Linked DNA regions of Mus musculus: region 1 is linked to region 2. Evidence: chromatin loops called from intact Hi-C (ENCODE). Cell type or tissue: gastrocnemius. All regions are shown on one strand. Links, peaks and the distances in the headings refer to the core of each region. The heading gives the core; the rest is flanking DNA.

Region 1 (10,684 bases), core at 1,661-9,660, 210 kb before region 2:
TGTTTCAATAGTTCCAGGGTTCACACAAAGGCAATATCTGACTATAAAGAGAGGCCACAAGCAATGGATGGGATCGGGGGTCGTTCTGATGTAGCAGGTGAACTCCAGACACACACACACACACACACACACACACACACACACCCGGAGAGTAAGGAGAGAGAGAGAGAGAGAGAGAGAGAGAGAGAGAGAGAGAGAGAGAGAGAGAGACTGAGACAGAGACAGCTGGGGGAAGAACACAGAGTCGGGAAAGCAAGGCCATGGTGGGAAACACAGAGATCAGAAGGGCCCATCACAGGTGCGGTGCTCAGGGGCGGCGGGAATAAGGACAGAAGACTGTATGTGACTGACCATTGTGTGGACACAGAACACCGCAGCCAACAAGTGATGCTTGAAAATGAGCCAGTTCCACTGTAGAGGGTGGAGGGGGCATGGATGAAAGAACCCAGCGGCTGGGTTCTTGCAGCACATTGGGCAATCGGGAAGGGGCAAAGGCCGAGAACCTTTTAGAGAATATTCCCTCAGCAGCTTAGACTGACAGTCAGCTGAAGCAGAGGAAGGAGGAAGGAAACTGATATTCGTTTGCTAAGTCAGGACAGTGTGGTAGGCTGGTCAGTGTCCCCCACAATCCTTCCCTAGAGAGTGTGACGGTCACCTTCCATGGCATGGGGAGGTCACTCTGCTCTACTAGGCAGGCCTGACAGGAGCTTAGCTTTCCCTACTGAAGGAAGCTGTGGGTCTGGGGCAGGACAGAGGACAGTGTGGTTTCAGAGTCAGTCAGGCACTGTAGTGGCTACTGCACTTCAGAGGGATGTGGGGGTGGCCAGCAGAAGGAGGGAAAGGCCAAGAAGCCTGGGCCACTACAAGATGGACTTGCCTTGAGCCCAGTGGAACTGATTTCAGGGTCTTAACAGCAACGCAGCTGTGTGAGAACTCACTCAAACTGCTTAAGTACCGGTCACACAGCACTTGGTGACATCAGCCTCTGTGCTGGTGTACAGGGCTACAAGGGGGGCCGTCAGCAGCAGCTCAGCAAAGCCTGAGCGGTCACTGTCGGAAAGCCAGGGTTCATGTTTGATACTGAGCATCCGTGCGGGGTGAGAGGCATGGGTGAGAGGCGTGGGGCATCCCGACTCGGGAAACAGAGGGAAGGTAAGAAAGAAGAGAGTTGAAAGCGGTGTGCAGAAATCAGGAGTCAAGGGTTAGGGGTGATAAACAGAAACAGACAAAGGTCAGAAATGAGACAAGGATCCCCACCTGGAGGGAAGGGAGCCACCGTGACACGGAGATGGAGAGGCTAGGGAGAGAAGCTGAGTGAAGGGAGCCAGGGGTGGGGTGGGGGTGGGGGACAGGACTGTGATGTGACCCCACTCCACACATGGGACAGGGTGCAGCCACTGAGACTTCACCCACAGAGGTCTGTGTCTGTGCATGTGGTAAGCATTCTGAAAGGTTCTACCAGGCCACTAACAGTGGCTAATGCTGGGTGTGGGGCAGATAAGTCACACGAGTGGGCAGTGTCCTTTTTCCTATTTTATTCAATTTTGTGAAAACTTTTTCCACAGAAGTTTACCTCACTTTTGCAACTTAAAAACAAAAACCTTTAATCTGCACAAAGAGCAGTCAAGAAGGATAGACAGCATTCTGCACAGAACAGGGTTGGGGGTCTTCAGTGGCTGCCATGTGAGTCAAATCAGAACCTCAAAGGCTCCCGGCTCTGCCTGAGGAGACTGCTGGTGAGCCCCAGGGAGGGGGAAGGGGAAAAGCCAAATTGTTGAGGTTAAAAATGAGTAGGGACTTCCAGCAGCGGGGCAGCAGCCTTTCCTCTCAGCCCAAGCTGCTTTGGTTACCACACAGGGGTGGAGACAATGGAGGATATAGCCGAATGTACCATGAGTGCTGGAGAGCAGGAGCAAGCCAGCGGGCAGTGCTCCTCCACAGCCTCTGCTTCAGTTCCTGCCTCCGGGTTCCAGCCCAGACTTCCCTGGATGAGGGACCACAGGCCATAAGATGAGATAACCCTTCCCTCCCTAAGTTTCCTTTGGTCATGGTGTTTTGCCTAGCAGGAGAATTCCTAACTGTGACAGTCTCTGAATATCAAAGCTGCAGAGAAAGGCTTCCCCTGACACCCACCAATAGGAAGAGGCCGACTGCAGCCAAGTCAGCTGCCTGGGAGAGCAACGCCATCACACCTGAGTTACCAAGATAGATATGTCAGGAGGCAGCTCTTCTGCAGATCACCCCCACAGTGTGATATATTCCAGTGTTAGTTACTGCATAGAGTGTGCTGATACTAAAAATGATAGGTAATCAACTAACAGCCACGGCTACACTAAAACCAGTGAATTATACACTTTAAACCTCACAGTATGAGGATATCCACCAAACTGAAGAAGAAGGAAACAAAAGCAATCAATAGGGCCTAACCTCAAGACGACTCACATGGATATAGCTGTCAAGGCTTTAAAAGCACACACCAAATCTAGACTCGGCTATGTCAATGGAAAAAATACGCAGCACAAATGAACACCTAAAATCATAGTCCTGAAACCTGAAAGGCTAAAGAAAAACAAAACAAAACAAAAACAAAAAACAAATGAAAATTCTAAACCTAAAAAATACAATATGCATTGTAAAGTTCTCTTCTGCAGGAAACAGTTGGGTCTAGGTCTCTGGGCACAGCTGGGATGCTTGCCCAAGGGAGCATCGTGGCTCTGCGGCCAGTGTGGTTAATCTTGGGGATTTGGGGTCATATGGTATAAACGGAGGTCCCCCATGAACATGGCCAGCCACATCTGTATGAGCAAGGTTCAATAACAAAAGGATATCACGACGGATGACCTTTCTGGCTGCTAACTCTGAGAACTACAGACATTTGCTATTGCTCTGGAGAACTGGTGCTGCCCACAGACCCTGTGGGGAGAAAAACGACAAGTCCCTGCAAACTAAACTATTCTAGGGCTCCTCCACAGGCTAACACAGACACAGACACACACACACACACAGAGAGAGAGAGAGAGAGAGAGAGAGAGAGAGAGAGAGAGAGAGAGAGAGAGAGAGTCTGCCAAGTCCCTACCTGATACCCCTCAGCAAATCATTTAATTATACAGGGAAATAATCTACAGTTAACATCATAAAACATCTGATCTCAAGCCAGCCGTGGTAGCACACGCTTTACACCTTTAATCCCAGCACTTGGGAGGCAGAGGGAGACGGATTTCTAAGTTTGAGGCCAGCCTGGTCTACAGAGTGAGTTCCAGGACAGCCAGGGCTACACAGAGAAACCCTGTCTCGAACCCCCACCACCACCCTCCCCCCCCCCAAAATTCCGCTCTCTTTCCTTGAGTTGCCTTTACTTGTTTTGATATAACGAGTGCACACTGGCTGTGGTAATGTGGGTGACCTCCCAGGACAGGTCTCTAGTGTGCAGTTTCCCTGTGAGCTGATGAGACACAAACTGGTCTCCATGGACACTAACTCTCCTTTGGCTCTTTTTATCACAGGTGATACACCTCTCTTCTAAAGTCTATTATCTGACAGTAACATGCCCACTCCTTTGGTATGTACCTTCCTTTGGTATTTCTGTGGTTCCTATCTATCTATCTATCTATCTATCTATCTATCTATCTATCTATCTATCTATCTTATTTAATGTGTCAGGTGCAAATGACACAGAATTAAGCAATGATTTTTCTTCTGTTTTTATTTTTAAAAATTGTTCTATTTTATACACATGAGTGTTTTGCCTGTATGTGTGTCTGCACACCATGTGTGTGCCTGGTACCCATGAAAGCCAGAAGAGGGTGTCTGGTCCCCTGGAACTGGAGTTTGAGATTGTGAGCCACCACATGGATGCTGGGAAACTGAACCCAAGTCCTCTGCAGGAGCACCCGGTGCTCTTAACTACTGAGCCCTCTCTCTAGCCCTTCTTTGTGGCTGTTTCTTTTAATATTTAATATTACCATTCAGCTGTCGGGTTTTGGGCCACCCTTCTTTGGCCTTGCTTCCTGGTTTGTCTCCTCTGCTTGCTTGCTTGGTAGCTGTATCCCTTTTCAGTGTTTTTCTTGGGAGTTCCTCACAGTTTGGAGTCTACGTTGAGCTAACACTAGAGCGTGCGTTCCCTGTGAGATCCAAGTATACCTGGCAGATGCATCTGCTCCCACCTGCTGTATCCCTTGCTGCAGCTGCCACACTATTACTGTACCTGCGTTATTCTTAAATATGGTATTATATTTTTGTTTTAAACAGCCACCTTAATTACTTAAGAGGAAAACAATGTCTTGTTTATCAATGTATTTACCATTTCTGGTGCTCTCTTTCTCTCCTAAATACCCGAGCCTCCATATGGTATCATTTTCTGTCTGTCCAAAAGACTTTATTCAATATTTCTTACGGTTCTCCGCCAGTGATGAGCTCTTCACAGTGGTACACCTGAAGTACATGGCGTTTGCCTTCATTCCTTTTAATTTGAGTTAGAGACAGGATTTGCTCTGAAGTCCTGGGTGAGCCTTGCCTGCTGGGTACTGGGATTATAGGCACACGTACACAGCTCACCTTCGTTCTGGAGGAATAGTCTCGCTGGGTTGAGGCAGATTTTACTATTTCTTTTAGCACCCCTTTAATCCGAGCACTTGGGAGGCAGAGACAGAGGCAGGAGGATCTCTATGAGTTTGAGGTCAGCCTGGTCTCTGTAATGAGTTCAGGACCAGCCAAGGTTAAAGAGTAAGACCTTGTCTTAACCCCACAACCCTGTTAGTTGTCCCTCCTTTGTTTCTGATAAATACTCGGTGGAAACACCGTTTTATTTCCTCGACTGCTTCTGAGATTTCTCTCCCGCAAGGACGGTTGAAGCAGCTGTATTATAATATGTCCAGATGTGGCTTACTTTAAATTTTCTTTCTTCCAGTTTTTGAATCTGCATCTATCAGATTATTTATCGTGTGTGTCATTTTATCTAAGATTCCATCAAATGTAAGGAATTTTTAGCTATTTTGATATCTTGACCCATTCATTATGCTTTGTATCTAGGAGATCTGGACCACGGTTCTCTTCCTGTTTTTCATCTTCTTTCTTTATTCATAGGTTTGGAAAATTTTGTCAATACACACACACACACACACACACACACACACACATCAAAATTTACCAAGTCAGGGCCAAAGAGACAGACAAGTGGACAAAATGTTTAGGGCACAAGTGTGAGGGCTGGAGTTTGAATCCCCACTGACCATGTGAGCTCTCGTTACCTGCGGCAGCCTGCCAGAGGCATTGGCCCAGTGCTCAGGTGTGGGACCGTGAAAGACAGCCTGTTTTGGTTGAGCGGGGCTTGCTCTGGAGACCCAGTAGGAAACTCTACAAGGGACAGAACAGTGAGCCACATTCCCAGACATAGGCGCCTGACACCACTGAGCCCCCAGCTCCACGGTCCTGTAACTATAGATCACACAGACAATGTCCCAAGCTCCTGGCAGTCTGGCTAGACTCCACCCTCACAGTTAGCTGACAATAGCCAGGTGTGCTCCTCCCCACAGTTATCCTGCTACTGCAAGATAGCCCAGCCCATTATAAAAGGGGCTGCTTGGCCCCTCCTTTCTCTCTTTAGCTCTTACCTTTCTTACTCTCATTTCTAGCTCTCCTTCTCCTCTCCTCCCCCCTTCACCCTTCTCTCTACATGGCCATGGACGACCTCTCCTTTTCTACCTTCTCTCTTTCTCTCTGCCTTTCTACGATAAAGCTCTAAAACCATAGACTCTCTCTGCTCATCAAGGCATGCCGTACTTGAACGATGGAATAGGCTTTCCCCTAAAGAGCTTTGTCTAACCTCCCGCTAGAGGGCCTTCCTGCGCTCCAGTCACGGACCAGACCAGACTGTGTGGGAACCACCCAGTGCCCCCTCTGCCCCTGCCCTCTCCTCCCTTCGGCCCCAGAGCTGACGGAGCTGCCCCCAGGCCCCCACTTTGTTCTCAGTTCTTCTGAGGTGTCCAGCGACTGTCCACTGTCCACCCCCCTCCCCATGAACTGGGGTCAGTGGCTTCACACAGCCAGACACCCACCAGGGGCCGTATGGAGAGCGCTCGGCAGTCCTCCACATCTGCCTGCCCAGAGCACTGGAACTCTGGTGGGACATGGGTTGTCTCCCATTCCCTTTATTCCCCCACGCCCACTGCCCCATGCTTGGGAGACAGAGGCAGGCTAGCTAGAGGAACCAGATCAGATCAGTGAGTTCTGGGTTCAGCCAGAGAGCCTGCCTCTACTTGTAAGACGGCAATGAGAACACCCAATGTCAACCTCTGGATTCTATGCACACCACATACAAGAAAGCGCCAGGTTTCCTGCCATCTCATATGGGCCATTAGGGATTCAGAGACCAATCCAGGCATCCGTCAGACCCCCACCCCCACCCCCGTGTTAGCCGTTCATGAGTAGGACTAGAAACCTGCCAAGCCCCTGGGATCTGTTCTCTGCACATCCGACCTCCTGGCTCTGGGGTGACAGGCTTGCACGACTACACCCATGCTGCTCACCAAGCGCTCACCCACCGAGTCACATCCCCAGCATAGTGCTTTGATTATTGAATTTCTTTTTCTATATAGCGCTAGGAATTAAACGGTGGACCTTGTGCATACTTGACAAATGACTGACCACTAAGCTCTACCTACCCCAAATAGTTTAAAATTAAACAAATGGTCCAAAGAACAATCACAAATGATCTTAAATGTTTTCCAGTTCAGTGAAAGTGGAAACATAATATAGAAATCATGATGTGGACAGAGCACTGTTCACAGGCCATGTAAGACCTTCACGTGACTGCCCTGACAAGAGGGGACATAGCCACAGGTCTAAGTTCTGAGCTTGGGTAGCTAAAGCAAGAAGGACTCAGGTGAGGAGGGAGAAGAATATTATACAAGGTGCAGCAGAAACAAATGGAAGAGCAGATATGCACAGCCAAAGGACTAACTACAGCAGAGTGCGCCTTGTAGACATTGGTAAATTTCCAATCAGAATGATCTAGAAAACCGTCTGCATATGAGGAATGGGTATAGCCTGACTCCGTATGAGTGGTAAAGCGGACACAGCCCCACATAGCCATCCAGTGTTACAAGAATGACAAAGAAGTTACCAAGGACTTTGGATCTTGGATCGAATGACTCAGATGATCTGGAAAACACAACTTCCCAAAGCTAACACAATGTGAAAGGAAAATCTGCCTAGTCAAGACACACAGCCTCCTCCACTAAGGATGGGGCCTCTTCCCTGCTGCACACCTCTCCTTACTCCCTCATGTCATTACTTCCAGGCTTCTGCTCTCAAGCACAGCCATGACCAGCCTGCATGCTATTCTGCCCCCATCCTCTGGCCAGGCACTGATGCTAAACCCCTCAGACCCACCAACCTGCGGCAACCCATCTTTTCTTTCACATCCTCTTCACCACAAACGCCGCTCCATTTTGGGCCAAATTTCAACTCTGGGGATGTTCTGCCTGGGTATAAACTTTGTGAATATGCTTCCCAGGGTGTCCTACCCTCAGGCTTGCCCTCCTAGGAGTTTCATGGCAACACATCAGTATGTGGCCTTTTATGGACTATAAACAGGATATAATAAGTATATATATATATATATATATATATATATATATATATATATACATACGCACACACACACATATATGAATGCATGATGTAGTCTATAAACTAGTGTAAGATATGAAAAGAGGCAGAGCCACAGAGGCAAGTAGACAAGCGCTGATGCCCTGCCTGCACATTGTTTTCGAACTATATTATTAGCTCTTCAAACACACAAAGCTTATGGGAGTGCCGCCATCCTTTAAACAAATTAATTACACAGGACTAATCACACAGTAAGGTGTCAGTAGATACCGATCACTGATAGAATGAACACAGACAGCCAGGAACTTGTTAGTTCGACTCTTGTCAGACTTTTCCAGACACGACGAACCTGGGGCCCACAAGTTGTATACAGCCAATGATAACTAGGAATATAGCCCCAACAAAAATACAGGCCAGGGGTGTGTGTGGCTCAAGGGAACAGTTCTCAGGTGTGGACTCAGTAGATGTCAACGCTGTGTCCTCCTGCAAGCCTAGACTCTTGTTCTGGTCTCAAGGCCCTCATTAGACCCACCTGAGAAGGTGCAGGCCTCTACAGCATACGGCCACAGCATGGGTTTTACAAGGACTGCTGTTAGCAGCAGCTGAGGTGGAGGGGAAGGCAGGGGCATGCTAACATGGCGTTAGTGGAGATGGGGATGCTCCTGTGGCCTCTGAAGCTCACACAGGTACCAGTGTGGCCACCTTCTTACCCCTCCTCCCACCTAATGAACCCCACCTACACTTCCAAGCACAAGTGTATCTCATGTCACAGGCTTCACAAAAGTGCCTAGTTTCCAGTTACTCACGGGCCTCTTGCCAGCCCTCACATTAAAATGTCCTGACAGCATTTGAATTCCAAACCAACTGTTGGCACGTCTTCATTGCAGGTCTTTCACAAAATGATTTTGCATTCATACAAAGACTATCAACATTATTTCTGAATACACGTAATTATGAGGGGAAAGACACACTGTGGACTAATTCACCAACTAAAGTCGTCCCTGTTGTATTTTCTGCAGGCCCTTAAATCTCTCACAGCTTCCTGTCACCCCGAGCTCCTCTCTCTGTTACACAGGTGCTCTACTCTCTGGATGTGCTGTGTGTGTGTGTGTGTATGTCTGTGTGTGTGAGTGTGTCTGTGTGTGTGTATGTGAGCATCTGTGTGTATGTGTGAATGTATGTGTGTGTCTGTGTGTGAATGTGTGTGTGTGTACGCACTGGTGTGTGTGTGTGTGCACACGTGTGTGTGTGTGTGTGTGTGTGTGAGTGTGTCTGTGTGTGTGTATGTGAGCATCTGTGTGTATGTGTGAGTGTATGTGTGTGTCTGTGTGTGAATGTGTGTGTGTGTACGCACTGGTGTGTGTGTGTGTGTGTGTGTGTACGCACTGGTGTGTGTGTGTGTGTGTGTGTGTGTGTGTGTGTGTCTCCCTTCACTGCAGGGTTTTCTTTCTCAGAGCACAGAAGAGACAATGTGCTTTGCAGTAGGCAGATTCAGGGGGTATGGCTGAAGGAAAGATACACAATGAATTCTTTAGAGCAAAAACACACAAACTCCCAAAAAAGACAGTGCCTACTCCAGCCATCTGCAGCCTAGGCTGCTGGCCCAGCGTCACAGCGGCATGCCCTTACCCAAATTGGAGGATGCACGGCCCTCTGCTGCCCGGTCCTTGAGGTCCTCTGCAATGCCCAGCTGCTGCTCGTGGTACTGTTTTGCCCTCTCCAGGTCCTGCATGCACCTGGCTGCATGGCCCAAGCCAGCGTAGGCTCGCATCTCGATGGGCTTCTCCATCAGCTCCTGTGCCAGCTCCAGCACACAGTTGTGGTAGGACATGGCCTTGTCAAAGTTCCTCCGGTAGTGGTAGGCGCTGCCCAGGTTGCTGTAGGCGCGGGCCTCCTCGCGCTTGCTCCCCAGGTCCTTGGCGATCCGCAGGTGCTGTTCGTGGCACTGCACGGCGTTCTCAAAGTCACCCATGGCGATGTACACAGCTCCCATGTTCCCGAGTTCTCGGGCTTCAGAAAGGTCATCTTTGGACTGCTTGGCCAGGAGGACGCACTGCTTGTGACTGGCCAGCGCATTGGGGTAGTCGCCGATGGCGGTGTACACATGACCCAGGCTGCTCAGCGCTGATGATGCTGCCTGGAAAGGAAAGGCAAGGCAGGGAAGTGAGAACACGCCAGAAAAAAACAGCTTTGGCTTGTTTCTGCAGCTAAAACCTCAGAGCTTGTCTGGAACCCTCAATCGAGCTCTGAGAGGTCTTCCTCTCAGGAGGCCACAGAGCCGCACAGAACTGATAGAAAGCACATCCCACAGCGAACTGCAAATGAAAGACAATGGCTTCCTAAGCAGGGGCTGCTGAAGTCGACCCCACAGAAACAGGCAGTGCTTCCTGTAGCTTTCAACTGAAATCCCTAACATTCACTGTTACTGCAGCCCTGTTAGTACCCCTAGCCCCTGCGACTGAGGAGGAATGATCAGCATGGGGTGCTGGAGGACCCCTGTGGCCCTGTGCCCAGAGCACCCGGTGCTCGCTCGCTCGAGAACCCACATGCAAGACGCTCTGTGCCTCTGCATGTCACTCTCCCAAAGCCAATGGCAGGCACTGAGGGGGTTACTTCCCACCATGACTTATAATCCCGGGAGCCAGGACCCTCCACTGTCCTATCCTACTCCCTCAGGTGACTTGTGGCTTAGACCTGGATCATAATCAGAGGAGGAATCCAGTCAACACCCCGGAACGGCAGCCCTGCTTGGCTGGCCCATGCCTCTCCTGCTCATGGGACTCCAGCTTTCCTTTACCTTCCGGAGTCTCTGAGCAACGGCCTCTCAGGACAGGGAAGGACTACCTGCCACGACCCCACACACTGCCCACCAGCCATCTATGTCAAATCTTCAAGGTCTTAATGGGACCAGCGGTGTAGCTCGGCAGTAGAACACTCGCTTAGCAGGTGCAAGGCCTCAAGTTCAATCCCACCACAGGGGGAAAAAAAAACCAGACTGAAATCAGAGGTTTTAGTTGAAAACGACTCTGTGCTAGTATAGTACACAGGCACAGAGCAGATGGAAAACCAGAGCATC
Region 2 (10,684 bases), core at 1,743-9,742:
TGTCTTCTGTTTTATCCTGACCCTGCCTGGCTCAGGACGTGCTTACTCCACCGCCAGCCTCCCCCAGAGCATGGATGGAGGTCAGGACTTTAACAAGGCCTGTACTGTAAGCATATATTTGTCTTATCGGCAATTACTTGAAAGGGATATGAAGAAGAAACCACAGAGAAAAGAGGCTACAAAAAGGAAAATCATTAGGATGCCATTTACAATAGATCCAGGGTGATAAACTCTATGAGGACAGACATAAGAGATTGGATGACTCCCAGGAACACAAGTCAAGGGAGCTGCCAGCATCAGAGCCTGGGTCTCCAGGCTGCAGGGACCATGAAAGGAGATCCACAGGAGATTCCAACGTGACCTGACACCACTAAACAAGTCGGGTCCCAAGATGAATAGCCGTGATAGCAACTGTAAAGAATTCAGAAGTGACTAGGAAGAGACACCAGGACTGTGGCAACTTTTACAAAGGAAAACATTTAACTGGGGCTGATTTAAATTTTTCAGAGGTCCAGCCCATAATCATCATGGCGGGGAGCATGGCAGCATACAGGCAGACATGGTGCTGGCAAAGGACCTGTGAATGCTACATCCTGATCTGAAGACCACTAGAAGACTGACTCTCTCAGGCAGCTAGGAGAGGGGTCTCAAAGGCCACCCCCAGAGTGACACACTTCATCCAAAAAGACCATACCCACTACAACAAGGCCACGCCTCCTAATAGCGACACTCCCTGTGGGCCAAGTATTCAAACAGACTAATCGATGGGGCCATGCCCACTCAAAAGATCGCACTAGGTAATAAATGCTAAAACACTAAGTATAAAGCATGACTGCATTAAAATTTGAAATTAACATTATACTCCAAAATTAAATATTTCATCACAGAGAAAGAGTAGGGAAGGGTCTGTGACATATTCTTATAAAAGTTATGTCGTTGCAAGACACAGATCTACAGGGTGTGATCCTTCCCACGAGCTTTCCAGGGGAGCCCCTTCAGAGAAGTCCTAAGAAGCAAGGTACTGACTGGAAGAAGGCAGAGGAGAAAGCAAATAAGAACAACATACCAGAAGAGGAACGGAAATGTCACAATGAAGCTCATTACTCTGTGTGCTTAAATAAACCAGATAAGTAAAGCCAGATTCGTATTTTATTAAGGTGCCGACTATAACAAGATAAACACATCATAAGACTCTCAAATTACATAATTAATGTAGCTTATGTGACACATTCCTATTAATAATCGTTTATCATGCATGAACAGTAAAATAACATTAGACAAGCAATGGAGAAATGCAATCAGAGGGGCTTCCCGACCTTCATGCTGGAGTCTTATTGACACAGTGCTATCTAACACTAATCCTTGGATTTGGAAAGCAGAAATCTCTTCAGAGTGGTAAATAAACATATTCCTCCGAGACTGGCATTTTGATTACTATCACCTCGGCAAATACAAGATAAAAACAATAATAAATAAATAAATAAATAAATAAATAAATAAATAAATAAGAACAGGGCACAGGGCATTCTGCAAGGCCAATTAGGTTGCATAAACCAAGCAAGCACAATACTGGAGCGAGTTCAGGTACTAAGCCTGGTACCTCATCTTAAACGTGTCTGTCTTAATCATGACTACCAGGGAGATTTTGTGGAGAATGGCTGCCCCCTTTCTGATGTTGTCTGTAAAGGTTGGAAGCCAATGACAAGATATTCTGGGGCACTTAAATAAGCCACCAGAGTCAAACCTAGGAATGGACTGAAGAATAGAGTGTAAGGACACAGCGGGAGCTACTTACTCTTACATAAAATAAGCACTTTTTGAGCAACTGCATTATTCTTGAAAACAAAAGAGATATGGTCCCTGAACTTAAGGAGCTACAACTCTACAAAGAGGCCAGATAAACACCTAAATTTACAAGGAGAAAGAAAAGATCCCAGCCAACAAAATGAAGTCAGCCCCAAAAGCCAGAATCTATTTATAGTCTGTGGCAGAGACTGTAAATGCTTACAATTCCCAGGTAGCTTAAATCTCTGTGCTCCTCCAAGAGGGAGGGGGTGAGGGATGGAGGCAGCATCCTGGTAATGGTCCTTGAAGTGGAAGAGGAAAATTCAAGTAAGACCTGCCTCCATCCTGATCTGACACCACACACACACATACACACACACACAAACACACACACACACACACACACACACACACACACACACACACACTGTCACCCCAGTGAGTCGAATCCCTTTTCTACACCAGTCCCCTTATTTGTGAAATTCAAGTAACACACCCTTTCCTTACTAGATAAGAACTGAACAAATGCAGACTAAACAGAGGTGCCTGGCACACAGCAGGTGCCTAAAAAAAAAAAAATGCTGGGTGCTACCTGAATGATGTAAAATATCATTTCAGCCACAAAGCCAGAGCAACTATTCAGAATCCTACATTTTTAATTAAGACAATTAATTAGAGTGTGACCGGCAAAGAAAAACCTGCTTGTATTTAATACATAAAATGTGATGAGTCTGGAGATAAGTGGACCTATGCATCTTGCTTTGGGGAAAACTGCTCAACTCTCAGTGAGAGATCTATTAGGTTTGGAAGTCCCACTGAGACTCATCCTGGCCTGTGGTGTAGGTTGGAGTGACATGGCATGGCCTGGCGTGGACCTGATGAACCATGTTGGGAGGCTCCTTTGTGAGAAGATAATCAGACCCTAGTAGAATACTGCATACTCACACATTCATAAACTTTGTCTTGAGTATTTAATCTATCAAATTAATAGTGTAAATCGGAGGAGATAATTCCCCTTCAGTCAATGTGCCCCCAGTTCCATGTTCAGTTAGAAACAAAGAAATCAGGAAATGATAGTTACTCAGTTACCAGTGAACCCAGAAACCCAGAATTCAAAAAAGCCCAAACTAGAAGTGGCGGACAAGACCCTCAAGATACCCAGCCACCAATCAGCCCCAGCCCTAAAGTCCAGTTGGGCAGTACAATTTGTGGGTGTTCTCCCTAGCTCCATTCAGACCACACAGTACAGCACCACTCTCTATGTGGGGTGTGAATAGTCTGTATGGATCCGTTTGGTAAACCACCTGACGTGTGACTATACCACCACAAATGTGTTAACAGACGCAGCCAGAGATCGTGGCAGTGGTATGTATGATCATTTGAGTATTCTGGAATGACTAAGAAAATAAACGGAGTCTGCTGAAGGCTCGGTGATGCCTGCTGGAGTGAATAGCATCTTTCCCAGAGTAGCTTTCACGTTCAGTGTACAAGAACTGCTCTCAAGCCACCAACAAATAATCACACACAGTCGGACAGCTCGGCCTCTATGAGCTCTCCAGACTGATATCTGGATCCTCATACCATGATGCCTTGTGACTGTGAATACAGAAAATAGACACAATCTCTGGTATAGCCATCTAAACGTCACGGCATGAGTAAATACTGCAGTGAATCTTAACACTTGAAACAGAATCTTCCAGAGTCCAGAAATCCACCTGGCTGCCAAGAATAATACTTCCGTGGTTCGAGCAATCCCAGTGCCCAGAGGGGTTTTCAGTGACATAACCGTATGAGTTACTACATGTTGAGTAAAATAGAAAAAGCAGGCATTTGTGGATGCACTGTTTGCAGAGATCTCTAAACTACTCTTGATGATTGCACAAATGTAGAAGATTGTAGGTCTATGCAGCATCTGTTTAAGATGTTTGATTATATGGGGTTTTCCTGTGTTCTCATGGGAGGAGGGGGCAGCATACACTTTTATATCAGTCTCATTGAAGGAAGCCCTATGATGAGAACCGAACAAATATGTGAGTGATTGTGGCTTTGGGCTGAGGTAGAAACAACTGCCACTGGATAAAATCGAATCAATTAGATACCAAAGAAAACCTTTGCATTCGCCGGCCTATAATGAAGCGCGGTTTCCTCGGCTCCCTGGCAGTCAAGCCAGCGCCGTGTCGTCTCAGTACTTCACACATGATTTCTATTTCAGTTCTGATGTCAAACCCGACATCTCACATCACGGCACAAAGAAAGAACCAGTTTAGCTAGTTGAGTGAAACACCAGACAGCTGCTAGCAGAGACAGGTCACGGCTGGGGAGGGGCACGGCACATTCAGCTCGCTGTGTTTTCCTTCAGAAGAATGTCAATAAAAACCATGGCCAAATGAGGTATTGAAGGGAAAGTCCCGCTATGCCGTAAACCGCTGGGTTAACCTAAGAGTGGCAGTCAGGCAAGTTTGCAAAGGAGAACCCTGGCCAAAAACACGGGCTGCCAAGAACTTGAAGAAAGCTGTCTTTCTCCCTCGGTGTCCCAAGGAAGGGACCGGTCCCACATTTAGAAACGTTATTTCGGGGACCAATAGCAATTTATTTTGATAGAACCACTGCATGTTTTTTCCTCCGGTTCTCAACAAAGGAGCCATATTAGGAAATAATCTTGCAAAAAGCAAAGTACCCCCTCCCCCTTGCCCACGATCGATGCACACACGCGGCGCACAATGGCCGGCGCGCCCGCACTCGCCCACGCGGCCGCAGGTCCCCGCAGCCTCCCCGCCGCAGCCCCGGCGCCCGAGGCTCGGCCGTCGCGGGGAGCCGCTCGGCGCTCGCTCCGGGGCTGCCCGCCCCCCAGCGGGGCCCAGGGGAAGCGGCTGCCAGCGGCCGGGACGCCGGTCCCCGCGGGGCAGGGGGCGCTCCGACGCCCACCTGCGGGCCTAAGCGGGGCGGGCGCGCCGCGGCTCCGGGCCAGCACGCGGGGCTGAGTCTCAGCTGTCACCCCGCCGGGCCGCGCGCGCCCGGAGGCGAGAACTTGGCGGGCGATGGGCGCACGGACCCGGATGGCCCCGGGGTCCCGCGGGGCCCCCTCCCCATCAGCCCCACCGCCGCCGTCGCCGCACTCACCTTCTTCCGGGGCTGCCATTTCATCATATTTGTACAGCCGACCCGGGACACATCAAGAGGTGGGCTGGGGGCTGGGGGCAGACGCAGGGCGGCGGCGACTGCAAGTCATGCTGCCTCCTTGCACCCCCTCGTTCTTTCCCCGATAGGACAGACAGTCTTCGTCTTCGGTTCAGCGCGAAGTGCCGCGGCCACCACACTCTCCCACGGGGCTAGGACGTCCCGGCGGCCAGAGGCGCGCCCGGGCCGGAGCGGGGCATGTTCCCCGACCCGCGCCTGCGAAAAGGCTCCAGGCAGGAGCTCTGGGATGGGCCGCAGACCCCTCAGAGCAGAGACCCACGGCAGAAGCTGCCACAGAAACCCGGCCGGGCTCCTGCCATCCAAGCCCCTCTTGGCGAATTCTCCTCTTCTCCAAAAAAGAAAAAGATTAGACAAGCAATCAAACCCTCACACGCAGCCTGGAGCAATTCCCAAAATTCTGGGTGTATTTCTCGTTTGTAAAAATTTAGCAAAGAAAATTCCAAAGATCTGTAATCAGAGCTTCTTTGCGCAGTTTTCTGCTTCTTAGACAACTTGGGATCGGATCTGCCCTTCCGAAATGTCCACCTTCCCTGAACCTAGTAAATAGGAAAACTTGGTTTGTGTGTTTAGATTTTTTTTTTCTTAATTCCCAAGAACCTAAGTGGGGAAAGGCTGGAAGGAAATCCTGCAAGAACCTAACTCCACAGCTCGGTCTGCACTAATGACTTCCTTCCCTTCAGTGCGAGCACAGCCAGCCCAGCTCCAGCCACCACAGCAAAGAGTTTCTGGGTCTTAGTGCCACGACATTTACACAGCAGAAAAGTGAAGCTACAGTTCCATATGCGTCCACAGGCCGGCTCCGAAACCTCTCAAGAATTCTTATATTTGTATGAGCTACTTGGAGAAGTAAAAGGGGCAAGAGTCCAAATCAAACTTCCACAGAGGGGCTGGAGAGATGGCCGCCGCGTGGCTAACTGTACTGAGGACCTATTCCCAGAGGACAAGCCATTGCCTGGGATTCGACCTCCACTGACTCCTGCATATGACTGTGAGACTCAAACAAGCAAAACACAACATAAATAAAATAAATTTTAAAATTAATCTTTTTTGAAAGCCCTAAAAATTCTGATTTAAAGAAGAGATTTGAGATCTCGATCAAAAAAAAGTTAATCAGAAACTTTATCATAAATAAACTTATATATACATTTTATTTGCTTCTCTAAATTAAACCGCTTTTTAACAAAGTTTTACTATATAAGTAAGGTGGGTCTTGAACTTGTGAAATCAAGCCATCCTTCCATTTCAGCCTCCTGAGTAGCTGAGCAGGAACTACAAGCACAGACCACCATGCTTGAGTAGCACTGATTGTATTACTATAAAATATTGCAGCCGGGCAGTGGTGTACACGCCTTTAATCCTAGCACTTGGGAGGCAGAAGCAGGCAGATCTTGGAGTTCAAGGCCAGCCGGGGCTACAAAGAGAAGCCCAGCCTGGAAAAACCAGATAGATGGATAGACTGGACAGATGACTGATAGATAGATAGATAGATAGATAGATAGATAGATAGATAGATAGATAGATAGATAGATAGATAGGCAGATATAGATGGCCTGAGTTTTATTCCTCTTTTGTGCAAAAATTCCATCTTATGGATGCTGACTAATTCATGAATACAAGATAGTATATAATACTATTATCATGTATTATCCAACACACCTGTTGACTGCCATTCCCCCTTAAGGTTATTTTGGTAGATGCTAATACAATTGGCATTAGAAATTACTATTCTACTAAGGGGTGCCCACACTGTTAACTGCATTCAACATTCTTCATCAACTATCAGAACTACTTATGCAGGGAATCTGATGCAGCAGGGCTGTGACTAAAACACCCCAAATAGCCAACCTCCAGTGACTCTCACTCACTCCACCTTCCATGGGAGGCTGCTTGCTCAACTGAAACACACAGACAGCACTTGAGAACTGGAAGTCAGACCCACAGGACCTTACTCCAGAGCCTAAGTCATTACACACTCAACACCACAGCTACATGCCACATAACCCTGCCATGTCCTTGCACAGCTCCAGGGACTGGAACCTGATTGGGGTGGTAAGGGAATGAGGAAAAGACAGATAGATGGACACCTGGGGTCAGATGGTCTGGGATCTCTGATGGAGAAACCTCAGCTCCCCAGAAGATCATTGTGTTTAGTATCTGGAGTTGAACAGAGGTGAGGTTCCTGCCTTCAGATGAGCAACGAGGTGAGGTTATTACAGAGAAGCAAGGAGGTAGGGCCCATGGTCTGCACCCGACCAAGGAGACACAGTTAGCAATCTCAGTTGGAGCAGTCTTTGCAGGCGAGCAGTCTTCAGGCCTTAACCATCCAGAGGAGAAAGCTATTGTGGACCTTTTCCACACACATCATCGACACTTGAACTCAAGTCCCCTGGAGAAGGCTGTGCCAACTCTCTGACCCTGAGACTCATGAGTCTGAGTCATGGCTGCGCCTGTGTCAAAGCACATACTCACTCACTCAGGGCTCTCTCTGTATACTACACACCCCTTGTCGTCACCGTACCCCGTCAACCCCTTTCCTGGGTGCTACAAACACAAGGAAGAGTCTGCTCCAAATCATGACTTCAGCCACAAAGAAAGCCAACATTTTCAGTGTACTGTGACATACTCAAATTGTTCTGGCAACTTCCTATACATATCCTACTCGAACTGAAAATTCCCTATCGTCTTTCCTAAAATCAGCTCTCTTCCCAACAGCCCTAGCTTCTGACCATGATGTCACTATGTTCCCAAGATCACAGATTCCTGCCACAACATTCCCCACATCTAATCTACGAACTCCTGTAACTCCTTCCTAGATGGCTTGACACCCAGGCCAGTTGGGTTCCAACAACAAAACAAAACAAGAATGAAAGAAGACAGAGTGGAAAAGAACGGCGAATGAGTAAGACTCCATTCTACTTCATATGGAAGACAAGGCAGTTTGTTGTTGGAACCAAATTTGGAGTTTACTGTATAGAATGCAAAGCACTGGAAAGATTAACAGTGAGAAAGGTCACGGCTGAAGCAGTCTCTGTCCGTCTGTCTGTCTGTCTCTGTCTCTCTCTGTCTCTTTCTGTCTCTCTGTCTCTCGGAATGTCTCACTGTCTCAAACAGTCTCTATGTGTGTCTCTCTCTCTCTCTCTCTCTCTCTCTCTCTCTCTCTCTCTCTCTCTCTCTCTGTGTGTGTGTGTGTGTGTGTGTGAATGTTGGAGTTCTAGTCTGACCTTTAATCATCCTGACTGAGCTTCACAAACTGTTGGTATAACAGGCATGTATCATGCCCAGCCCAAAGCAGCATTTAATTTTAACCTACCTAATACAAGAGAAAATATTAACTCTGATTTTATGAGGCTCTAGGAACTTTTTTAACACTATGGTTAAAGGGCTCATTATTACTCTTTGACAGATAACAACACTGAAGCTCAGAGTCTTTCCGTGACCTGGCCACATCCAAATCCAAGGCCACATCCCAAGTTGACAGCAAAGAAAGACCTAGAGGTCTGGCCCCTCCTGGAGACATGAGTGGCTGGCTGGTGGTGGCCTTAGAGGTAAGGGGACATTTCTTTTGACCTTCTATCTAACACACATTTTCAAACAGACAGGGCAAGCAGAATGCATACATGAAAACCGGGTCTGAAACGAAAGAAGCTATGAAGATGTGAAGCTCAAGTCCAGGATTGGGGGGCGGGGGGGGGGGGGAGCAGGTGGTAAGGACTCCTGGTGAGGCCTCTAATATGTCAGGAGGAGCTACAAACTTCCCCATTTCCTTTTGCTCAGAACTCTCCCGAAGCATTCTAACAAGCCAACCAAAACATGCCTGTCAAAAGAGAATCAACCTAATTACATCAGAGTTATCCAAAGCTTTAAGATGTCTTCTCATTGTTTACATGTCTTCCCTGTGTGTCACATATTTGTAGTCTGTGTGGGACTTCTTCCCCTGAAGTCTAGTAACTGTTTTAGCTTTCATTTAATAGAGGACCATTAACTAGAAGCTTTTAAATACCAACACCATACTTAACCTTTTATATTTTTCTTCTTTGTATCTTATTTACTAGGCCTTATATAATAAAGGGTGGATTGGTATTTGTACCTGAGATACTCACAGGCTTCCATTATGCCAATGCACTTGCACTATTAGGGATTATTTATATGAAGCTATTGTTACCACAGGTCACTGCTTCCAAGACTCAAAACTGAGCACCAAGAATATATGTTACAGATCTTAAGATACTAAAGGGCATTTCTGATTTTTAAAAGATATGTTTAATTATTTAATGTATATATGTTTTTGCCTGCATGTGTGTTTGTGCAACGCATGTATGCCTGGTACTCATGGAGGCCAGAAGAGGGCATCAGATCCCCTGAAACTGAAGTTATAGATGGTTGTGAGACAGCATATGGGTGCTGGGAATTGAACCCTAGTCCTCCAGAAGAGCAGAAAGTTCTCTTGATTGAGCCACTTCTCTAACCCCAACCTACTGACTTTTTAACATAAAACTTGGCAAATAACATCCCTAAACACAGGTGGTGCATGCCAGTCTAGTGAACACAACTTATTTCACTAACGACTTGTCTATGCAAACCTGAATGAAAATGAGTCAGTGCTAAGAACATGCCTGTCAGCATTGCTGTCACATTCTTCGGGATTCAGTAAGGACCGACACATACCACCCTGACCGTGGAGAGGGGTCTGTAGGGACTGAGACATGTCACATTGACTGTGGACAGACACAGTTCAGCAGTGAGCCACACGCCCCCTGGCTGTGGAAACTGCCTGTTCTCTAATGTCCCTGCCTCACTTCCTCCACTGGCTAGCTATGCACCTCCCTCCAAAGCAGAAAGGATGATGGTGGTGTGCTGGAGGAAGGAGCAGTCAGGTAGAGGTGGAGGAAGGAAGTGCAGAGCTACCAGCACCAGCCAACAGTGCAGGACCACACTTGACAAGCATGAGGACACAGGGAGTCATCAGGCACTTGTGTCGTTAGGACAGGGGAACCCAAGAGTGGTTGAATCTGACTGTGGCTGCTGGAGTAGTTTCCACAGGTCAGGCTGAGTGACAGTGAGCTAGACTCAGGGAGGAGCCCATGCCTGAGCGGCCAGTATTGCGGCCACATTAGAAAGTCACCCAATAGGTCTGGACCCTAAGATGCGAGTCAGGCTGCACTGCAGTTACATAAGGAAGACTTGTATAGCCGCAGAGGCAGTGCATTTGGAGGCCAATGTGGGCTGCATGGCTAAAACTAAAGAGGGGCAGGGTGGGAAGACAGCTCACGTGCTAAAGCATCGGGACCTGAGGCAAGAGGATCGCTGAGGCACCTGGGCCAGCCTACTCACAAACCCCGAGGTCTCAGTGAGCGATGCTGCCTCAAACAAGGTGAGCGGCATATAAGACATAACACTTGAAGATGGGGCCCATCTACATGTTCACACACACAAACATTTTAAGACAATATAGAAAGCTAGGAATGCTACAAAAGAGTATTACCAATATCAGTTATCATTCACTGAGTATACTCATGCACTAAAACATCTCAGATGGTTATTTTATATCCTTAAAATTATATCATCTTGGAACAGGAGAGACACCTCAGTAGTTAAGCAGTTATTATGTAAGTATGGGAACCGGAGTTGACGTCTCAAAGTGTGGTCCCTAGCCCAGCACTGCAGTAGGAGAGGGGGGGAGAGACAGGAGCATTGCTGGGCT

The links. A loop is a pair of places that touch in the nucleus more often than their neighbours do. Peaks named below come from ENCODE experiments on the same cell type or tissue, not always from the same donor. Only the 100,000 strongest peaks of a DNase experiment are listed, where the experiment ranks them.
Region 1: a loop joins it to region 2, with 1.8 times the contacts of the local background. A loop is called at or near these places in 3 of 42 quality-filtered maps.

The regions. Positions count from the first base shown.
Region 1 is chr5:111,181,985-111,192,668 of GRCm38, reverse strand. It overlaps Ttc28 (tetratricopeptide repeat domain 28), which reads right to left. Exons shown (of 23, transcript NM_001267622.1): 6 at 9,238-9,745. Among named protein-coding and RNA genes, the nearest start is that of Gm35628, 47 kb to the left of the region's middle. In gastrocnemius, for the core only: CTCF peaks have their summits at 1,926 and 5,823; a DNase peak (open chromatin) is centred at 5,919.
Region 2 is chr5:110,973,627-110,984,310 of GRCm38, reverse strand. The region is part of intron 2 of Ttc28 (tetratricopeptide repeat domain 28); the gene reads right to left. Among named protein-coding and RNA genes, the nearest start is that of Mir701, 25 kb to the left of the region's middle. In gastrocnemius, for the core only: CTCF peaks have their summits at 4,654 and 5,772; DNase peaks (open chromatin) are centred at 4,244, 4,802, 5,106 and 5,709; H3K4me3 peaks cover 3,000 bases; H3K27ac peaks cover 3,146 bases.